Linked DNA regions of Homo sapiens: region 2 is linked to region 1. Evidence: read pairs that join two places in POLR2A ChIA-PET (ENCODE). Cell type or tissue: IMR-90. All regions are shown on one strand. Each heading gives the region's core, and the rest is flanking DNA. Links, peaks and the distances in the headings are about the cores only.

Evidence for each region. Peaks named below come from ENCODE experiments on the same cell type or tissue, not always from the same donor. Only the 100,000 strongest peaks of a DNase experiment are listed, where the experiment ranks them.
Region 2: POLR2A ChIA-PET joins it to region 1 with 5 read pairs; 1 of 35 experiments calls an interaction of 5 or more read pairs at or near these places.

What each region holds. Positions count from the first base shown.
Region 1 is chr10:78,258,710-78,261,620 of GRCh38, forward strand. No RefSeq gene overlaps it. Among named protein-coding and RNA genes, the nearest start is that of LINC00595, 7.2 kb to the right of the region's middle. In IMR-90, for the core only: a CTCF peak has its summit at 1,555; a DNase peak (open chromatin) is centred at 1,692.
Region 2 is chr10:78,773,903-78,776,813 of GRCh38, forward strand. No RefSeq gene overlaps it. Among named protein-coding and RNA genes, the nearest start is that of ZMIZ1-AS1, 290 kb to the right of the region's middle. In IMR-90, for the core only: no CTCF peak of the experiment used is centred there; a DNase peak (open chromatin) is centred at 1,659.

The sequences.
Region 1 (2,911 bases), core at 294-2,793:
TACTTGGGATCTGTTACTCCTTTCTTTTTTCCAGTTGCTCCCTTTTGGAATGGGAACATCTATCCTATGCCTGTCCCACCATTGTATTTTGGAAGCACGTAACTTGTTCAGTTTCACAGGCTCACAGGTAGAGGGCAGTTTGCCTCAGGATGAATCACACCTTTGAGTCTCACCCATATCTGATTTAGATGATATTTAGATGAGACTTAGGACTTTAGACTTTTGAGTTGATGCTGGAACGAGTTAAGAATTTTGGGGCTATTGGGATGGAATGGATGTATTTTGCATGTGAGAAGAACATGAATTTTGAGGGGTCAGGGGTAGAATGTTAAGGTTTGAATGTCTGTGTTCCCCTAAAATTTGTGTGTTGAAACTTAAGACCCAATGTGATAGGGTTAAGAGGTGGGGCCTTTAGAAGGTGGTAAGTCATGAGAGCTCCACCCTCATGAATGGGATTAGTGTCCTTTTAAAAGGACTTGAGGGAAGCATCTGGGCCCCTTTTGCCTTTTGTCCTTCTGCTATGTGAGGATGAAGCAGCAAGCCACCCTCTTGCAAGCAGAGTTGATCAGCTCTTACCAGACACCAGATCTGACGCTATGATATTGGACTTCCCAGCCTCCAGAGATGTGAGGAATACATCTCTGTCCTTATAAATTACCCAGTCCCAAGTACTTTATTGTTGCAGCATGAATGAACCAAGACAAGTCCACTTTCTATCTCCAGCCCAGTCATTGCTCCTGAGCTTCAGAACCACATATCCAACTACCTACAAGATACCTTCTTGAGGATGTGCCAGACAGTGGAAACATTCAAAGCAGAACTTCTCATCATCTCCATGCTTGCTGTCCCATGTTCCTCTTCCCTGTGACTGGCACCATTGCCCAACCAGTTATGCAAGGGAGAAACGTCGACTCCTCCTTTTCCACTGCCCCCGCCAAAGACCCAACCAATCTTCAAGTCCTGTACATTCTAACCCCTATGTAGGTCTTAAGTTCCCAGTTGCTTTTCACTTCCACTGTTCCTGCCCTGTCCAGGGCCCCCCAGATTTTCTACTGGATGGGCCTCTCCCTGGGTTATCTGCCTCTAAGTGTGCCTTCTCCCACTATTTTTCACATGGTGACTTAGGAACAGTTTCAGTCTGACCTTGTCACTCTTCTCCATTCAGGCCTTGAGTGGTGTCCTATTGCTTCTGTTTGGACAAAATCCACATCTTAGCCTGGCTCCTCTTCTGTCTCTAGGTATTTATCCTCCAGGATAATCAAATAGCTACTCCACTAGCCTGGCTCAGCACCAGAGCTAGGCAGAAAATTCAAATGATTGTAGCACAGTTTACCAAGTTTCTGTTATTGAGCTAAAATAAAAAGGGTCAGCTTGTCCAGTTGGATTCATAAGAATCAGAGATCTCAACCAGTACTAAGCCTTACTAATAACTGCAAGGATACAAATAATTGTGAGGCCCGGGTAAAGTGTGAAGTCTGAACCACAATACAGCTCCCAGGACTTTTTTGCCACATTAGGCTGTGCCCTGGCCCAGACTTATCACTAGGGGTCTCTACGTGCTACACGCGAGCCATCCTTCTTGAAAGCGTAGCTATTTGGGTCCTGAAACATCTTCACTTTTTTCTCTGCTAGTTTCATAGCTTGCACAACATTTTCCAGGGAGCCATCTGACATAAATCCATAGGTTCCAGGTTTGTTTACCGCGAGCGGTTTTAGGCAGATAGGGCACGTCTCGCTAAAAGCATTCCATAGATAAGAGAGCTTCTGCTGGCCAACATCATTAGAGTGTTTGCCAGAGGCTCTGTCCCTGGAAGGATTATGAGGGGATTTGATGGGGTCATCTTTCTGTCTTGCCTGGGGTGTCTCTCCTACAGGTAGAGAATGAACTGCAGGCATACAGCTGACCCTCTCTTTCCCCGTCCTGCTCTGCCCACCTCCAACATGCTGGTGCTTCCCAGAGCTCTGACCTTGGTCTCTTCTCTTCTTACTCTACATGTGTAATATGGAGCACCTCCTCCTCCTCCTCAGCAGCTTCCTTTCTCTAGACACAGAGTCTCCCAAAGCTACCTCTTTTACCTTTCAGCTTCAGACTCACATATTCCCCTGTTCATTGCTGCCTTAATGTCCTCCAGTCCTCAGACAAGCCCATTGGGTCCTTTCTTCCTTTCAGGGCAATGACATGCACGCCCACCTGGTTCTCATGAAACCTTGAATCATCTTGGTCCTGCCAGTTGCTAGCTCTTTGTCCTAAAGTAAGTCAGAGAGGAAAACCTCTATGAACCTAAGTTTCCACATATGTAAGGTGGGCATAATAGCCATATCTGCTTCACAAAGCTGTTGTAGGATTAAACGAGATGATGCCACTAAGAGCTTATGGCAGTGGCTGGCACACCGTAAGTGCTCAATAGTTACTGGAAGTATCTTTGGTTCCACTCCCATTCCTGTGGCTACTCATTACTGCATGTTACAAGTTCTAGCTTCTTCTTAAGGCCGCCTTTCCATTTTCACCGCCCTCTCCTCACCTCTGCCTTCACCCGTGACAACAGTTTTGGAACTGGCCTCCTCTATGCAGCTCTCTCTGATCTCCCCTATTCTCTGTAGCCAGAAAAATCCTCCTCCATTATGCACCTGATTATGTTAGTGCCTTTGAAGACTGTGTTGCTCTTGGGAGAATTCCAAACTCCTTAAAGTGGTTTAGGAGGCTGGCTATGATCTGACCGCTACCTGTCTCCCTGCAACTCCTCACCTCAAATGCTGACCACTGGGTGTGCTGAACTTTCAGCTCTTCTGACCCGCAGGATTTGGCAGAGGCATCCCCACCACTTGGAGCACTCTCTTCCTTTCTCTCCAGCCCTCCAACTCTCTCCCATGCTTTGCAATGCTCGCTCTGCCTTTCTCCCATCAGAGCACT
Region 2 (2,911 bases), core at 271-2,770, 520 kb after region 1:
CTTGAACCCAGGAGGCGGAGGTTGCAGTGAGCCGAGATCATGCCATTGCACTCCAGCCTAGGCAACAAGAGCTAGACTCTGTCTCAAAAAAACACACACACACACACACACACACACACACAAGCACTGCTATACTGGACGTGGCTGCCTGGGGCAGTGTGGAATGAGATGGTCTGACGTCCTCACTCAGTAAGAGGAACGGCTGGGATCAGTTAGTGATGTCTGCTGTGGGTGCGGTGGTGAGGAGTGGCAATGGCGCATGTGCAGTGTGCAGGCTACTCACCATCCCTTGCAGGGAGCACCTGTCATCCAGGCAGCTCTTCCCAATCTGCCTTCTTATTCACACTCCTCGAAGCCCCACCGTGAGCTTGGAGGCAGTGCACCACATAAAACATAAGAACATCGGGCCGGGCTCGGTGACTCACGTCTGTAATCCCAGCACTTTGGGAGGCTGAGGCGGGTGGATCACAAGGTCAGGAGATCGAAACCATCCTGGCTAACACGGTGAAACCTGTCTCTACTAAAAATACCAAAAAAACAAATTAGCCAGGTGTGGTGGCGGGCGCCTGTAGTCCCAGCTACTCGGGAGGCTGAGGCAGGAGAATGGTGTGAACCCGGGCGGTGGAGCTTGCAGTGAGCCGAGATCGTGTCACTGCACTCCAGCCTGGGCGACAGAGTGAGACTCCATCTAAAAAAAAAAAAAAAAGAAAGAAAAAAAGAAAAAAGAAAGAAAATCGGAGACATTGGGAGGTAAAGTGACTTGCCCAAAGTCCCAAGTCCCAGAAAGCCCAAAGGTTGGACCAGAGCCTAGTATTGCCTAAGTCCCCTCCCCTTTCTTTGCCTGCTGGCTCCATTTCGCCACATCCTGAGAGTAGCCAACGTGTGGGGACAAGGATATCACTCGGCATGCATGGACCTTTCCCAGGCAGTGTTTGGGCCCTGACTCTCATATCTTAGAGAAAACTCAGGCCTTGGTATCTCTAGAGCAGCCTGTGTGACCCTGGTAAGCCCCTCCTAATTTGCAGACCTCATTCTCCCAGTTTTCAAAGGATAGGGAGTGGTGCCTCCCACCGAACGAATGGCTGAATGGAGAATCTGCCTGAAGTGCTTGCTACTCAGGAGACCTGACCCCTGCTGGTTCTCATAGCAGGACCTCTGACTCCTCTCCAGCTTCCCCGTGGGCTGTGGCTCATTTACAGTCCTGTAAACAGCCCCATGGAGAGCATCCTGACAATCGGTAGAAGGGGAGGAGAGTGGAGACTTCACACGGGCCCACCCCCACCACCATGGGATTCTGCCAATCCCACCACCAGCATGAAAACATTCCTGTCCCTGAGGCCACAGAGTGTGGTCAGGCCAGGCCCAGGCTGTTCTGTCCCAAGGTCCAAGGTCAGAGCCCTCTCCTGCCTGCCTGGCGACTCAAACCATAGCCTCTGCCCCTTAAGCCTCAGCTGGTGGCACCTGCCCCATGCCGCGTCACCTGGCGGGAGAAAGCTGGATGAGATAACGTCTGGCCTGGGATCCGGCTGTAGTGAAAGAAAAGCTCTTTGCACACACGGCTGAGCCTTCACTTATTTATTTATTTTTGTTTGCAGCTCTCAGCCCGACTCGGCAAACCAGGTCATGAAGGGGAGAAGCTCATGTCTGTCTTGCAGCCTGATTTCCCACGGAAAGGCCCCATGTTTACAGTTCTGGGGTTTCCCAGCAAAGAGTAACACTCCAGTTGGAAGCTCATGTGGCCAAAGAATGTCTCCGGATCAGAGAAAGGCAACACACCACCCAAGAACACAGCTCTGTGGGGGGTCCCAGGAACAGGGTTGAAAAAGCAAAGGGAAAAAATATATAGCATTAATTTAGCATCTACTGTGTGCTAGGTAGTATGCTAGAGATTTCATCTCAGCTCATTTATCCTTAAAACAATCATACTGGGTGGGCAATTCTCAATCCTATCTGTACAGAAAATTTGTAAACATCATCAGTGGTTCTGGCTTCATTTTTCTGGGTGGGCCCTGGGCATAGTATTTTTAAAAGCATCCCAGGAGATTCTAATGGGCAGCCAGGGGTGAGAAATGTGGCCTTAAGCAGTGTTTCTCAAACTTCTGTGTGCATAGCAACAAATCTCTTGGATCTTATTAAAATACAGATTCCAATTCAACAGGCTGGGCCAAGGCTGTATTTCTGCATGTCTAGCTAGCTCCCAGGGGATGCCCAAACTGCTGGTCCCTGGACCACACTTTGAGGAGCAAAGGTGTAGCCTATAAACTCCAAGGCAGTAAGACTTATTGCTGCATCCCAAGTACCTCCAACAACGCTAGGGCTGAGTAGCTGCAGAATAAATATTTGTCAAAGGCATAAAGAAATGAACAAGGCTCAGAGGCAGGTATTGTGTGGCTGTCATGTGAGCTGGGGGACTGTGCACAAGTTACTTAAATATCTCATTCACTCCAATTTTCATTTGAAAGATGGGAGCAGTCATATTTTGAATTCCAGTGGGTTATTTGAAGGATTAAATGAGATGATGTGCAGACTGGTTATTAGATGATGTTAAAAATTATTGCTTACTTTTTAAGGTATGATAATAGATGTGTGGTTTCAGTTTAAAAATATTTTAACTAGTAGCAACACATACTGACGTATTTACAGGTGAAGTGATACAATGTTGGGTGTTTGCTTTAGATATTCCAGCAGAGAATGATGAAGTGAAGAAGAAAAGGAGGAAAAAAGAGGGGGAAGGAAGAGAAAAAGAAGAAAAGCAGGAGGAATTGATTTAAAAACAACAACAACAAAAAATGCCAATTGTTATTGAAGCTGGGTAGTGAGTATAAGGGAGGCCCTCGCTATTCCATTTTTGCATACATTTTCCATGATAAAAAGTTAACAATAAATTAAAAATGTGATAAAGCAGATAACA